2 separate regions of the Mus musculus genome follow, and region 2 is linked to region 1. A link is a loop called in an ENCODE intact Hi-C map of the cell type or tissue named here. Cell type or tissue: heart. All regions are shown on one strand.

Region 1 (8,000 bases):
CTATGAACCGGGAGACTGCCAGAGGTTAAATGACAACTGATCCCCACCCCCTGTAAAGGCCGGCAGGGTTTATTTGTTTGTTTGGTTGGTTGGTTTTTTTTTTTTTTAATTGCATTAGGATTCCTGACTGGGGCCGATACTCTTCCCGGCTCTGGTTTTAGTTTTGCCTTTTAAGGAGCCTTCATTTTCACCATGCCTTACTTTTGCTGGATTTGGACTTTCCTAAGCTATCAAGCTCTACAGCAGGCTAGCCCAGAGGGAGGCTAGATGCTTCATTTGAACCACCGATCCAGATCCAAGACAGAACTGGTGTCCCTCTCAGATTTTTCGAGACATGGTTTCTCTGTGTAGCCCTGGCTGGCCTCGAACTCAGAGATCTGCCTGCCTCTGCCTCTTAAGTGCTGGGATTGAAGGCGCGCACGCCACCACTGCCTGGCTCGCTCTCAGACTGATTTGCTCATGCACCTGGATGCAACCCAGGATGGAGTTGCTTGATTCTATGTCCCACTTTGCTCTCAAATCCCTCAAAAGTCTAAAATTGAAATGTCCTTCCTGTCTTGCCTGGTGTGTGACCTCTGAGGTGCTGTTTTCCCTGGAGGCTTTGTGTGTGGTAGGCAAGCAAGCATTCCACCACTGAGCTATTCTCTACCCAAGGTTCTCACGTTTAAAAAAAAATCATTCCCCTTTCTCTGCCAACCCAAGCTGCTCTTGCAGACCACAGCCCCGAGCCATCCTCCTCTTCTATTTGGGGTGCTAGGTCCCTCCTTTCCCATTTACTGAAGTTCCAAGTGACACACACTGGGCTCCTAAACCAAAGCACACAGAGAAGAAAGCACTCCAGGCCTCCGTTGTTATTTCCCCCTGTTTCATCTAATCTTCCATACGACAGTGTATGTTCCTTGCCAGCTCAAACTATCTTTACATCCACTATTCAAATACATATGCAAATATATTCAACGAGAGCCATTTCTGGCTACCAACTCACCACGTCACCGTCTTTTCTTTGCCTATGGAGAGAGGAGCCCAGGATTGAACCCAGGCTCCTGTGTTCGAGGCAAGCTCTCGACCATGGTGCTATCTCCTTTAGCAACGCTTCCAGCAGAAACAATTTCCAAGCACACACACACACACACACACCAATCCACCTACCTGCTTAAAGTCATTTATGGACATATACCTGTGGGCTGGTCTGAAGGCTCAAAGCCACACTGAAGCTGACAGGCCTCCACAGGAAAAACTAGCCAGAGAGGCTGCTCAGATACACTGAAGACTTAAAAACACGGGGAGTCAAGTCCTGCTTGTTCTGTGACCTTGAGATATGTTACTTCTGTGCCCTAATTTATATGCCCTGTCACTCTGTAGACCAGGCTGGCCTTGAACTCAGAGATCAGACCCCCTTTGCCTCCCACATGCTGGTAGTTATGGCGTGCACCAGTATGAACCACTACTATAAGAAAAACCTGTTCGGGCTGGTGAGATGGCTCAGTGGGTAAGAGCACCCGACTGTTCTTCCGAAGGTCCAGAGTTCAAATCCCAGCAACCACATGGTGGCTCACAACCATCTGTAACAAGATCTGACTCCCTCTTCTGGAGTGTCTGAAGACAGCTACAGTGTACTTACATATAATAAATAAATAAATCTTAAAAAAAAAAAAAAAAAAAAAAAAAAAAAAGAAAAACCTGTTCTCAGTGGGCATCAAGGCTCTCGCCTATAATCCCGGCACTCAGGTGAGCCAGCCAATGGGGGCTCTCCGTAGCCTTTTAGGATCAGATGGTAATTAACTTTTTTTTTTTGAAGTTACCCTCATCTTTAAAAACATACATTTAAATGTTCTAACCAGGACCTACAACTCCTTAACCCAATAAATAAGCAGTTTTTACCCATTAGCTGGAAGGGTGGGACAAGCAGCTTTGGTCTATCCTTGGATGGCTCGTGGTATCATTTCAACAGGGAAAGCCCACCTGTAGCTTTCCCAGACATCTTACTGTGCTGCTAAGAGTCTATTCCGTAATTATCACATAATAGAAAGAGCCTCAACTGTACACAACCACAGAAGTAAAATTTCCAAAGAGCCAAACCAGATGCTGAAAGTTGGCTGTGTGCTCGGGAGAATTCCAGCGTCTTCCCTCAGAGCATATCCCCTAACAAGTTGATTCACCGGGGTCCCCCAGCCTACAGGCTCCAAGAGCCAGCGCTTTACATAATGGGTTTCTCTAATACTCCCCAAGCCTTGCTCATCTCACTGTATTTAAAAATACTGGTCTCATTTTGAAAACAGGCTGTAGCAATGATTTTACAGCAACTTCCTGGAGAGAGAGAGAGAGGAGCCCAGGATTGAACCCAGGCTCCTGTGTTCGAGGCAAGCTCTCGACCATGGTGCTATCTCCTTTAGCAACGCTTCCAGCAGAAACAATTTCCAAGCACACACACACACACACACACACCAATCCACCTACCTGCTTAAAGTCATTTATGGAGCTCTTGTCAAGACTGCCTTGCCAGACACACAATTTAGATAATTTTGATTTCTCCTATCCTCATAGCTTCCCCTAGGGACACACACAGATACATCCCACCCCCAAACAACCCCCCACACCCCCAGACACCCCCCCCCACATACACACAAAATGGGCCCTGAATTTCCAACTGTGTATTATGGCACAATCTCAAAGGTAACTTAAAAGGCTTTCAAGTTTAGCCTCACAAAACACGGAGCACCCGACTGCTGAGCAGAGGCCCTTTACCAAGAGGCCAGCTTTCTGGGGTAGGAACTACATCCCTAACTATGATTGCTACCTAATTCTGTCATCTGGACAAAGAATTTCTGCTCAAAGCCGTCTTCTCACCTATAAAACAGGGCGGACCAGTACTACCTCCAAGTGCTAAAAGGATTAAATGTAACACTCCCGGGTTGCACCTAACTCATTGTAAACGCTCAGCTAAAAATCCGATAGAGCAGTGAACAGGTCAGACTGGATCCTGGGTCACTATTCGCTATTACATGTTTTTATACTTAGTTTGCCTTGCCCTAGCACGGCACCTCCTTCAAAGACTCCCCCCACCCCATGATAGACTGCATTTAAGGCTTGTTGGCCTTTTTTGTCCTTTGTGCACTTTTAAAAGGTCCTATATTCCGTTCTCTTCTAAGTAGACTCAGCTCAAAGACCTTTCTCTAGAAGTTCCTTCGGGATTTGGGTTTAACACTTAGAAGCTTTCAAATCAACCTTTAAAATAAATAAATAAAAAGCAAAAGCGGTTTAAAGATCCTAACTTTCAAGCACGCGGCTATCTGTTAACCACCACTGAGTGTACGCTGTCATACTTATCATAACTTCAGGGGCTAGCAATAAGGAAGCCATTAGATCCCATCTCCAGTTTTATGCTTGGTGCTTCCCTGGACGCGGCTACAGAAGCAGAACTCAGAACGCTAACTTTTTTTCCTCTATCAGTTCATTTTAGGCGTGGCAGCGCTACAAGATTTCCCCCAGCTACCAAGTGACTGAACTATCCAGAGCAGGATGAAAACGGAATCATTTTAAAACCGAATAGAACTGAAGTGAAATAAAATAGGCTCTCCCAGAGATTACTCCAAAGGTCCCTATCCGTCCAAAGCAGGGCGAAGGGTCGGGTAAAATCACACGCCGCTCCTTCCCAGATGTCAAGTCACACCGCAGAACAGCCTTGAGAAACCAGAAGAGCGAGAGATGGCCGGGCTGAAAAGGGCAACTTCGCCCCGTTCCTGGCCTATCTTGTCCCTTCTGGCGTCATTCCACATCTCTCGCTGGCCATCTTTCGGTCGTCAGAAAAACTTTAAAAGCGGAGTCCGCTTTGCAAAAGGAGGTATCTACGTAATGAAGCCAACAGCTTGCGACCTAATGGGAGGTCTAAAAGGCAGGCTGGCGAACCCCGGAGGCCGATCTCCAGCTCCGGGCGTGGGGGTTGCCGGTGACCCGCAGGCCCGGGCGGTGCAGGGGGGTGCGGGATGAAGCCCGGTCGCCAGCCTTTGTCCCCGCGCTTACCTCGTCCTCCTGCTCGCTGCGGAAGCACAGGCAGGCCGCCCTCTTCTTGAAGCCCTCGCGGTCGTACGTCCGCGTCTGGTTGGGCTTGAACTTCATCCTAGAGCCGGGCTCCTGCAGCCGCTGCTCCGGCCGCCACCGTGGGGACCCGGCCGCCGCCACCCCGCCGGGGAGTCGGGCCGAAGGAAGTCGCGATGCTCGGGCGCCGGTGGGACGGGCGGCGGCGGCGGCACGGACACGGACGGCGAGGCCGGGCGGCCGCCGGGACGCGGGGCGGAACGCGGGTCACTGCAGTCCGGGCGCAGCGGTGGAAGCGCCGCCTCTGCTCCGGCGCCCGCCGCTCTCCATGGAGCCCGCCGCCGCTCGCAGCCACTCCTTGCTTGCACCCGCCGCCGCCGCCGCCGCCGGGGGAAGAGCGCGGCTCGTGGCTCGTGCCACGCGGAGACAGTTGGAAGCGACGGTGCAGACCGGGCAGAGACGCCGAGGATGCGCGCCGCCCCCTTCGCCCGCATTTAAGCGGGGCTCCCGCGCGCGCGCGCCGGCGCGCTCCCTCCTTTGGGCGCGCCAGTGCGCCTGCGCGCCAGGACCGTTGCCGGGCGGGGGTAGGGTGGGGAGCTGGGGGCGCGGCTTCGACCAGCCGGGGGGCGGGGCTCGAGGCCTAAGTCTAGGGCTCCGCCAGCTCTGCCCTGCCCGCGGGCGAGTGCTCCAGAGGCCTTTTTTTTTTGGGGGGGGGGGTGCGCTTTGTACAAGGCCAGGGAAGGGAAGCGAGCAGAGACCTCCTCGTTCTCCGTTTTAGAGGTCCGATAGAGTTCCCTTTAGGGACGGACCCCAGTACTGGGTCCTGGAGCCAAGGTCCCCGGAGCCATGGCAGGACTACTGAAGCATCGCGGTTAGCATTGCTTGTGAAGGCTAGGAAGGTTAAATTCATTGAGTTCTCTCTCTCCTCTCCCCTTCCTTCTCCCTCTCCCCACTTCCTCTGTTTCGATGAGAGTGCTTTTATGTGCTCTTGAAGAGTCAGCTGAGGCTTTGAAGTGGACTATAGCCAGTTGTCTGTGTTGTGGCATCCCCACCTCCGCTGACCCTCCAGAGTGCATTCATGAACACTGGTTATGGCTGTTATTCTGTGTGTATCTCATTCTAAGTAAGGCCATAGCAGTAAATCAGTGGGATGTTTGTTGTCTGGAAGCTTACAGTTTTAGGCACTTGGAACAACTCCCAATATTTCAGTGCTATTGAAGAGCCAAGATAGAAAGTAGGAGACCGGTGGGCAGTGGTGGTGCACGCCTTTAATCCCAGCACTTGGGAGCCAGAGGCAGGCAGATTTCTGAGTTCAAGGCCAACCTGGTCTACAGAGTGAGTTCCAGGACAGCCAGGGCTATACAGAGGAAACTCTGTCTCGAAAACCTAAAACCATAAACCAAAAAAAAAAAAAAAAAAAAGAAAGAAAGAAAGAAAGAAAGAAAGAAAGAAAGAAAAGAAAGAAAAAGAAAAAAAGTAGGAGACCTGACATCACTGGAATTCAAGAAAACCCCTAATCCAAATCAGGTGTGGAATCCCAGGTATGTGATCCCAGCACTTGAGAGCCCAAAACAGAAGGATTCGGAATTCAAGGCCATTCCCTGCCATTTAGAACTGGTGAGACTAGACTGGTCTACATGAGACCCTATTTCAAAACCCGAACTCCTAACCTACAGGAGCTTCACTTCCCACAGAACTGTTTAGACAGCCACATCCGTTTTGTTTTTCATTCCTGGAAGGCCTCCGGTGTGCCAGGCTCTGGCATCTTACAAAACCGGTCAGACCCTGCCCCTCCAGTCGAATAAGAACCTAAGAACAGAGAATTAGTGACCAATCACGGGGCGGAATATTAAATTGATTTGGGAGTAGTGGGTCTCGCAGATCTTTGACCAGAGGGGAAAGAAGCAAGCATCGAAGGCAGCTAAGGCAGCAAGGGGAGGAGGGGCTGAGAAGACAAAAGAGTCAAATTCTCAGGAGCCTAGAACTGGAGTTTATGCAAAGGTCAGGGAGGGGGCAGAGCTCTTAGAAATGAAAGAAGCCAATGTGGCTGTAGAAAGGACCGGAAGCTGATACCGCAAGCAGGGTTGTAAGGCTTCACTGAGACGCATGGTGAGCACTCTTTGGTGCCTGCCTTTCCCCGGAGCCTAGCAGATGCAAGTTTGGAGAGTGAGTTCATGTTGAATAGATGGTTTAAGGAATGAAGCTTCACCACAATTAGAAATCAAGTCTGTACAGAGACATTTTTCCAAGCTGTTCTTACTGAAGCCACTTGAAGTTCAGGATTTACAAACACATTTATTAATCTAGGGATTCCAGTAGGACTGATACCAGGTGCTACTTTTAGATGAGTGCTGTTGATAAAGTGGCCTTTTTATTGTGTTTTATTTGGAGCTAGGGTCTCATGTAGCCCAGGCTGGCCCAGAATTCCTGATCCTATCCTTCAAATGCTGGACTGCAGGAATGTTCCCACATGTCTGGCTTTACGGTAATCCTTTTGAATGGATGAAGAAGAGTCAAGTTCTGCCTGCACAAATTCTTCAATGATCTGGCTTCTAGACGTGGGTGCCCAATAAATTATCGGCTGAACCATATAGTGATTTACTTGTCTCATTTTTTTAATATTTATTTTATGTGTATAGATTTTTGCTTACATGTTTGCATACATACCTGCACCATACATGTGCCTAGTGTCCTTGGAGGACAGACAAGGACATCAGATACTCCTGAAACTGGAGTTAAGAATGGTTGTCAGCCACTGTGTGACTGCTAGGATCTGAAACTGGGGTCTCCTGAAAGAGTTGCAGGTGCTCCTAACCACTGAGCCATCTCTCCATCCCCTTTCTCGTTTATTGGTTCCAGAAGATGTAGCGTGGGCTAGAATTAAGGAAAGGGAAAAGGAAAGATGTTTGGAACCAAGTTGTTGAAGGGAAAAAGCCAGGCAGAGATTTGGTGAATGTAAGCAGGGGACACCGTTTTTTCAGCTTCCAGGCACTGAAAAGAAATATATATATTGGCTTCAGCTCCTACAAGTACCAACGAGTACATGTTTGGGTGTCTGCGCCTAAGCGGTTCCCAGCTCTCAAATGGGTAGACTGATTTGTTACATTCTTGCACAAAGCTGGGAGACTGAAAGTGCTTTGAAGTTGTGAAGAATCTGAAGAAACAAGCTATCAACAAAGCACTTTTTGTTTGCTTTTGTTGTCTTTCAAGATAGGGTTTCTCTCTGCAGCCCTGGCTGTCCTGGAATTCACTCTGTAGACTGAGTTGACCTCAGACACAGAGATCTGCCTGCCTCTGTCTCCTAAGTGCTTGCGCCACCACCGCCCAGCTCAATAAGGATTATAATTGTTGCTTCAAGAAGGAGTCTTTCTTGGGACTCAGGCTGACCTTGAACTCTCTGGCTTCTGGCTCAGTCTCCCTGGCGTTACAGGCCAGTAGTTTAGGTTTTACTGCAGGGAAATTCTTATCAGAGAACTCTCTGAGTTCCCTCTACCTTCCCCTACTCAAAGGCTAGAAGAGTATTCAAGAGATATTTGCAGAAGACAAGTTTAACATGGGATGGAGGGGGTTAAATATTGTAATGTTATTTAAACTGGAGACTCTGTTGTTGTTGTTTATCTGTGTAACAGAGCCCTGGCTGTCCTGGACTGGATTTGTAGACCAGGCTGGCTTTGAACTCACAGAAATCCACCTGCTTCTGCCTCCCAAGTACTGGGATTAAAGGCATGCGCCACCACACACGGCTAAATTGAAGACTCTGAGTAGTATAAATCGCCTCCTCCTTCCACACTCATGCATTCTTATTTATTTACTTGCAATTGTTTGTGAGAGGCCCAACAAAAAAAGGAAGCTCGTCTGACTAAGATGGGGCTAAAGGCCAGCCACAAAGCCAGGTCTTCATGTGCCCTTGTCCATTCTTGGGAATCAGGGAAGCTCAAATCTCCTAGTTTAGTACTGTTTAACGA
Region 2 (8,000 bases), 96 kb after region 1:
GCAGAATGAGCTCCAACTTCTCATCTCCCAAGTCCTATGATTATAAGAACACTCCATCGCTCTGGAACCCAAGTCAATCCTAACTGGTGTGCTAGAATGTTCTTCCACAGTTTGGTCTCCTTAATGGCCCAAATCTCTAATATGCCTTGATATCTATTATAAAGGGCTCACATAATAGAAGTATAGGCCTAGAAAGAGAACTCAGCAGTTAAGAGCACTGGCTGTTCTTCCAGAAGGACCAGAGTTCAGTTCCCATTACTCACACAACAGTTTTGAAACCATCTGTCAGGTTGTGACACCCACTTCTGGCCTTCTTGGGCACCAGGCACATGTGTGATGCACAGAGATGCAGGCCAAGTTCTAATGCACATAAAATAAACTGATAACAATAAGATATATAATAAATATAATATAATAAAATTAAAAAATAAGAGAAAGATTTGATCTTGAAGAATGAGTCAGGAACTTTCCAAAGCCAGAAGTGAGGACTGAGAACGCCTGTCTTCCCAGCTGCTATAAAGAAGCACTGTAGACCCACCCACTGCCACATGGCCTGCCCAGAGAGGGTGCCATTAAGATTCGTAAGTATGTGGTAGAGAGATGGGCGAGAAAGAGAAGCAGAATGGTTTGAGCCTAATGAGGAGTGGTGACATTGGGGACTTTCAGGTTCTGAGGAACAGCCTGATGTGAGTAGCCTGCCCTGCCACCTGAGACCACAGTGAAGTTCTGGTCCATTCTGCCACTGAGGGCCACATCTGTGCCCATGGCCATGCAGCAGCAGGGGCCTGTGACGATGTTGGTGGCACTTGACACCATCAAAGGCCATGCAGAAGTCCCCAGTTTGGGCTTCCCCCTGGGATCATGTTGATGCCCAAGGGTTATGTGGAGCTGGCTCCGCCCCTCATTGACTGGGGTACTCTGGAGAGCTGGCACTACTCCTGTTTTTCTTGCTGATTACAGCACTCAGGGGAGTGCCCCCCCCCCCCAGGCCCCTTACTGAAGCAGAACATTACAGCTAGTCCTTGTGGTGGGGACTGGGGTGTGAGTGCAGGAGAGCTGGTGCCACCCCTTGTCCAGGTGTGGGTAAGGAAGAGATGCTCACTCTTGCTGCCTGTGGCAGGTGGGAGAGCCGAGGTTATGAGGTCACCAGAGCAGGAGAGCCATGCCCCAGAAGCAAAGGCCAAGTGAGCCAACCCTGAGGGCATGAGAACAGGGAGAGCTGGTCCCACCCCTTGCTGGCTGAGGCAGTAGGCCAGTTAGCCAGGGCAGTGCTGGAGAGCTGGCTCTGGAGCTGTGCGTGTGGGAGAGCTGGCAGGCTGACCAACTCAGCTACCCCTCAGGCCACGATCCAGGACGATGAATTGGCCCACCCCATATCTACCTCATCTATGAACTGCTGGAGCACCTGAAGGGGCCGTCCTGCAGACCCAAAGCTGCAGGATCTCCATGACCCAGGGCAACAACAGGAGATCTGAGAGGAGACCCGGTGAAGATCCACTATAATAACATAGCAAGAGCAAGAGGCCTCGGATGAGACCAATGACTCAGTGCAAGGAGCCTTTGCAAGTAAAGATGTTTGGACGAAGCGGGATACTGTGTGAGATGCACCCTGACACTGCATGATGAGATATATATATATATTTTTTAATTTTCTTCTTCGGGAGGAGGTTGAGGAGATGGAGGGCAGATATGAAGGAATGGGGGAGTTGAGTGGGATTGGGGGTGCATGATGTGAAATTTACAGAGAGTCAATAAAAAGTTAAGGGGAAGAAAGCCAGAACCCTGGCAGCCGTGAGGGAATGCCTTTAATGTCAGCAGTCAGGAGGGATAGAGTGGCCCAAAGTGGGATGCTCCATCACTTGTCATTCCACAAGACAGTGACAACAGGCAGCTGATGTGATCTGGGTGATGCCCACGGCTGAGATTCTCTCTTCCCAGGGGACTCTACACGTGGGCAAATTGACAATAAACACTAACCAGCACCTGGCTTACAGAGGGGCGTCATGTTTTGCTTTAATATGGGACCAGGGATCCAAACTCAGATGCTGAGGCGGACTGAGTAATCCCCAGCCCCATTTTGAGGCAAAATCCTGCTCTATTTGTGCAGGCTGGCTTTAAACTCATGGTCGTTTTGTCTCAGCGTTAAGTGCTGGGGTTCTAGGTGTGCTTCGGAATGTCTGTTTTGTTCCTCCTGTCTCTCAATCTGTAAAATGAGGATGAATATAGTGCCCACCTTAAAAGACTGTCATTTGGACCAAATGGTCAAATCAAACAAAATAATGTGTTACTGGTTCGGTCATGGGATGGGACCCTCCCCTAATGGGATTCATGCTCTTTTATGTTGTGTGCGTGTTATATGTGTGCAATAAGCATGCATATATGTGTGGTTTTGTGTGTGAGTGCAGACATCACTCTTTCACGGTGCATGAGTAGAAGTCAGAGGCCAATCTTGGGTGTCACTTTTAACCTCCCAGTTCTTTTGGGTCTCTCTTTGCTCTGCTTCATATGCCATGGGGTTAGCTGGCCCATGAGCTTCGGAGAGTCTCCTCTCCGTCTCCCACCTCACCATAGAAGCACGGGATTACAGATCTGTGTGATGGCACCAAGTTCATGTGTGTTCTGAGGATTCACATTCACACTTGCATGGCAAATGCTTTACCCATAGAGCCATCTCCCCAGCCCTGGGGAATCAGTGTTCTTAGCAAAGATGTCCAGGGAGCTCCTGTGACTCCTCCTACCACGTAAGGTTGTATTGCAAAGTGGTCCTCTGTGTGCTGGAAGCAGGTTCTCACCAGAAACTGAAGCCCTGAGCAACCTGGCTTTCAACCTCTCACCGTTCAGAATCACGAGAAATGAGTTTCAGTTACTATGGCACAGATTTTATGGTATTTTGTTGTGATTGCCCAAATAGCTAAGGCAAGTGGACGAATGATTTTTGGAAGTCGTCTGTGGTGTAGCACACATGGTTGAGCACAGAAGCAACCCCAGCCTGCTATTGACTATCTGACCCTGTGTGGGCTTTGGGGTTTCAGACCAGCAATCAAAGGAGACATAACATTGCAATCTTGCTCACATGAAGTTTAATGCACCAGCCACACAAAGAACTTCAGAGGCCCTGGTTCAGAGAAGATGGTGATGTTTCTTATCCTCACCATCCCGTGTGTAGTTAAAATGAAACCATGATTAAGCCATAGATAAGTAAGCGCCAGTCCAACACAGTTCTGATTTCCCCCTCAAATTCTTTTCTCTTTGGTCAAAGTTCGTAGTTAGCAGGCTCTTGTCGGTCGTGGCAGCTGCAGACACTTTGGTCCCTTCCCCCACTGCCCATTCCCATTGGCTGTGTTCCCTTTCTTCTCTCTGTTAGGCGGCATCCCTCTGCTTTTCTATTACACACACACTCCATTACTCTCTCTATTTTCCACCTCCCCAGGGCTCCTACTCCTCATGATCCCCTTTCTAGTTTCTCTCTCTCTCTCTCTCACACACACACACACACACACACACTCTGTCTCTGTCTCACACAGAGACAGACAGGCAGATAGATGATAGTAGATGATAGATGGATAGATAGATTAATATATATATATCTGGTAGATAGTGATAGATATAAATAGATGATAGATAAATGGGTGATAGATGGTAAATAGATAAAAGATGATAGGTAGATGATAGATAGATAGATAGATGGATAGATAGATGATAGATAGTCAGAGAGGTACAAATTGAAGCTCCACATGTAAGCGGCGACATGGAATTTGACTTTCAGAGTCTGACTGAATGCTCTGCTGCCACACCCATCTTCCTGACTTGTCATGCTTTCATTGTTCTTTGGCTGCATAGAGTTCCCCTGTGCTCTTGGACCAGCTCCTTTATCCATTCATGAGTTGGCGGGCAGCTCCGTCTCGCTTCCTGGCTATTGTAAAGAGCTTAGCGTCTTCTCGACTCAAACAAACAGGCAAACACCTCCTAACTTCCTGAGTGCTTTTCAGAGGATGTGAAACTCTTCCTAACTTTCTTTGGGTGCTGCGTTGTTAGGGTCCAGCTCTGCTCCTTCTGTCTCTGGAGAAAGTGGCCCCAAGCTGCCTTCCAGCTGAACTGTTTGCTCTCTCTCAGGTTTTCCAGAACTTTCTCTGCATCTCAGCTTGGAGTCTGACCTCAACCCCAGCCTGTGGGACAGTCAGTAAACATTTGTGACCTCTCTCTTGTGGGGCCACAGGGCCTGTTCTCCCTGCCTACCTGTGGCACTTAAGGTCAAGCTTAGGTCTGCAGAAATGTTACAGGATTCTTATGTGAAGGGCCAGGGCTCTGTTTTCATTATGACTAGTGCAGGAACTGAGGTTGCAGGAACTGAGTAGTATGGCTTGATTTGGGGTCACCTATGCCTACAGCCAGGACTGTGCCACATATACATTATTTTAAAGTAGCAGTTCTCAATCTGTGGGTCATGGCCCCTGGGAGAGGGCGGAGGTCGAATGAACTCTTTCACAGGGGTCAAGTATCAGATATCCTGCATATCAGACATTTACACTATGATTTGTAACAGTAGCAAAGTTTAGTAACAAACATAATTTTATGGTCGGGGGATGCTACAACATGAAGAACTGTATTAAAAGGTCGCAGTGTTAGAGAGATTGACAACCACCGTTTTGGAGAATCCACACTCCTGTTCTCAATTCTCCAAAGGAGGAAACGGATGCTGGTGTTTGTCTTTGAACAGGTCCACCTGACAGTTTCAGCACTTTGTTTAGGGAAAGGAACACAGGCAGCCACTCTCCTGTGCAGAGAGTAGATCACGGGCAACACTGTGTCTCCTTTCAGTGGGCCGTCCTTTCTAGTCTAGCCAGAACAATGGTGCTTGCAACTTGAATCCTTCAACCTGTGATAAGGCAGAGGACATTTAAGGCTAGCAGGTACCATCTCCCCCTGCCTCCTTAGCTTGGAGAAGCATCACCTGATTGGATTTCCTTTTCATTCTGTTTTCAGCCTGACTTCTTGTGAGGAGAAGAATCAAGAGGCGCCGCTCTTGTTTGTGCGCTGATGCAAATGACGCTTGGGGAAACTACAGGCTGCGGAGGAGTGGGTTCCAGGTCTAATCTGAGAGTTATGAACGTATATGTCCAGTTAAGGAACTGAGTTTGCCTGCAAGGGTTTCCATGCTGTCTTCACTGTGATAGGTGGATAAATTCCTTCAAAGGAAGGAAGAGACAATGGCAGACAGATGCACGAGAGTACTGGGAGCCATTCCAGGGCTCACGTTGGAGACTCTCAGGTGTGGGCTTGTCTGTTCATCTGTGTGTTCTTTGTTAGAGCCAGAGAAGCACTGTGTGCACTCTGCGTCTTTCATCTGCTAGGGGACCCAGTATAGGGCAGGATACAGATGGACACGTGAGTGCAGAGATGGAGGGAGGGAGCGGCACAAGGAAATGAGAAGCAGAAGAAAAGATCTGTGGGCCAGAAAGGCATTTGGGAGCATGTAGGGAGACAGACTGAGGATCCACACTGACCCAGCTTCTCTCACTGTGTAACCTTGGGGAATATACCTGTCCAGGCTCCATTTAGAAAACCTTGTACATGCAGGTTAAATGATCTATGGTAGATGGTCTTTATGTGGTTTGTATGGGGTTCAATGAAACATTGTGTCCTAGGTTAGTCATGAAACATTGTATCACAGGCCATTTCATTCCTGTGGACAATCTAGGTTTTTAAAGAAAATAGGTGAATATTGTTTGAGTTTTACAAGGTTTGATGAGTAGTGTGGCATCTAGCTGACTAACATTTGTGATGATACTGTGTTTAAGAATGGCTTGAAATGCCGGGCGGTGGTGGTGCACGCCTTTAATCCCAGCACTTGGGAGGCAGAGGCAGGCGGATTTATGAGTTCGAGGCCAGCCTGGTCTACAAAGTGAGTTCCAGGACAGCCAGGGCTATACAGAAAAACCCTGTCTCAGAAAAAAAAAAAACAAAAACAAAACAAACAAAAAGAATGGCTTGAAATAAGCCAAGTGTAGTGACACACGCCTTTAATTCCAGCACTGGGAGGAGGATCTCTGAAGTCAAGGCCAGCCTCGTCTACATAGTGGGAGTTCCAGGACTGGAAGGACTAGATAGGGAGACTTAGTCTTGTAAACAAACAAACAAAAAGCAAATACAAGCAGACCAATGAATGTCTGGAGAGCAGGAAGTAAGAGGAGTTGGAGTGAGCTCTGTAGAGAGACAATGAGGAAACTGAGTGACTGAGTCACCATGAGGCTCCTGAGGGAAGATAATGAGAAGCTTCCCTTAGAGGCTTGCAGGCTTTTGACTGGCCTGATGTTTATTTACCCAGGTTCTGGCTATGTTTATTTACCCAGGTTCTGGCTCTAAGGAAACCATCTCATCCTAAGCTTTCCAGGAAAGTGAGTAAGCAATAGCACCAAGGCCAAATCTACCCTCCCTATAAGCGGATTCTCTCAGGTATTTTCTCGTAGCGATGTAGCGAACACAAATTACTCTGTGATAAATAATCATTTATGAATCTTTTTATGAGCATTCCTGAGGTGGGCAAGAAGGATATAGGACTTTCCCAATTTTATCGTTTTATATATGACTTAATACTATATAGTTGGGTTTTTCTCCGAAGGTCTGTTTTTATTTTTGAAATTATAATTCTAATTATAATGCTTCCTTTTCCTCTTTCCTCCCTCCAAACCCTCCCATTTATTCCTCTTTGCTTTCTTTCAAATTCATGGTCTCTTTTTCAGGAATTGTTATCACATGCATATATGGATTTATATAAATATGTAAAATATGAAAATATGCTTCATAAAGATAATATCCTTAAAAACATATATTTTAACACTTATAAAATATATATCTATAGATAAATGTAATAACATGTATAAGTATATAAGCTATTATACACATACACAATCACACACACACACACACATATATGTTGCAAGATATTTAATCACACTGTAAAATCCAAGATTGTGTTATTTACTGAAAAACCCTGTTTCTAGTTGTAGTATGGCTCAGCCCTTAGCACACACCTTTAATTCCTCTGGGCAGAACACAGACATTTTCTTACTCCCAAACAATGAAGGTAAAGTTAGTTTGTAAAAGGAAGCACTGATGTTTGAAAATGATGTCTAATTGAGTAGCAGACAAAGTGATGAATCAGAGAAAGATTCGATGGAACATGGTATGCCCAACTCTCATGAGAAGAGAGACGAAAGGGAAGCTACTTAAGGAGCCATGTAGAGAGAGAAGAGGAAGGAAAAAATCAAGTTTTACTGGGACAGTTGTAGAGAGACAGGTTGCAGAGAGAGAACAAGCTAGAGACATTGGTGAAGATAGAACGAGTCAGAGAATGAGAATGAGCCAGAAGATTAGAACAGATTGGCAGAAATAGTCTGTGGCCAAGAAGAGCAATTTAGGAGAAACCTAAAGAAGCCAGATAGAATCGGTTAGCATGGAGAGAAGTTTGAGTCAGAGCAGCTGAGTTGAACAGTCAGTCAGAGATCAGAAAGAGCCGGGCAGTGGTGGCGCACACCTTTAATCCCAGCACTTGGGAGGCAGAGGCAGGCTGATTTCTGAGTTTGAGGCCAGCCTGGTCTACATAGTGAGTTCCAGGACAGCCAGGACTACACAGAGAAACACTGTCTCGAAAAACAAAACAAAACAAAAAAATAGAACAGAGATCAGAAAGAACTAGGAAGGGATGAGCGTATTCAGCAGTAAGTCTCAAAGGCTGAAAACATTCTAGATTATACAGAGGCTAGAAGCTTCCTGGGCTAGGCCTAGGTTAGCAGACAGAAGTAAGCCTTGGAAATGACCATTGGAACAGAAGAATAAATGATACTTTTACACACACACACACACACACACACACACACACACACACACACACACACAAACCCCCTTCCCTCCATCCTCAGTCTGTATATTACTCATATGTACATTTTTAGTGCTGACCATTTAGCATTGGATAGCCAATTGATAACCAATCTTCCTTAAAG

The links. Peaks named below come from ENCODE experiments on the same cell type or tissue, not always from the same donor. Only the 100,000 strongest peaks of a DNase experiment are listed, where the experiment ranks them.
Region 2: it touches region 1 in a loop (2.2-fold over the local background); 5 of 42 quality-filtered maps call a loop at or near these places.

Annotation. Positions count from the first base shown.
Region 1 is chr10:95,559,642-95,567,641 of GRCm38, forward strand. It overlaps Nudt4 (nudix (nucleoside diphosphate linked moiety X)-type motif 4), which reads right to left and starts at 4,505. Exons shown (of 5, transcript NM_027722.5): 1 at 4,021-4,505. The coding sequence starts at 4,116. In heart, a CTCF peak has its summit at 4,464; DNase peaks (open chromatin) are centred at 4,020 and 4,610; H3K4me3 peaks cover 4,934 bases; H3K27ac peaks cover 4,802 bases.
Region 2 is chr10:95,655,784-95,663,783 of GRCm38, forward strand. No RefSeq gene overlaps it. Among named protein-coding and RNA genes, the nearest start is that of Gm33336, 28 kb to the left of the region's middle. In heart, no CTCF peak of the experiment used is centred here; a DNase peak (open chromatin) is centred at 3,888; H3K27ac peaks cover 851 bases.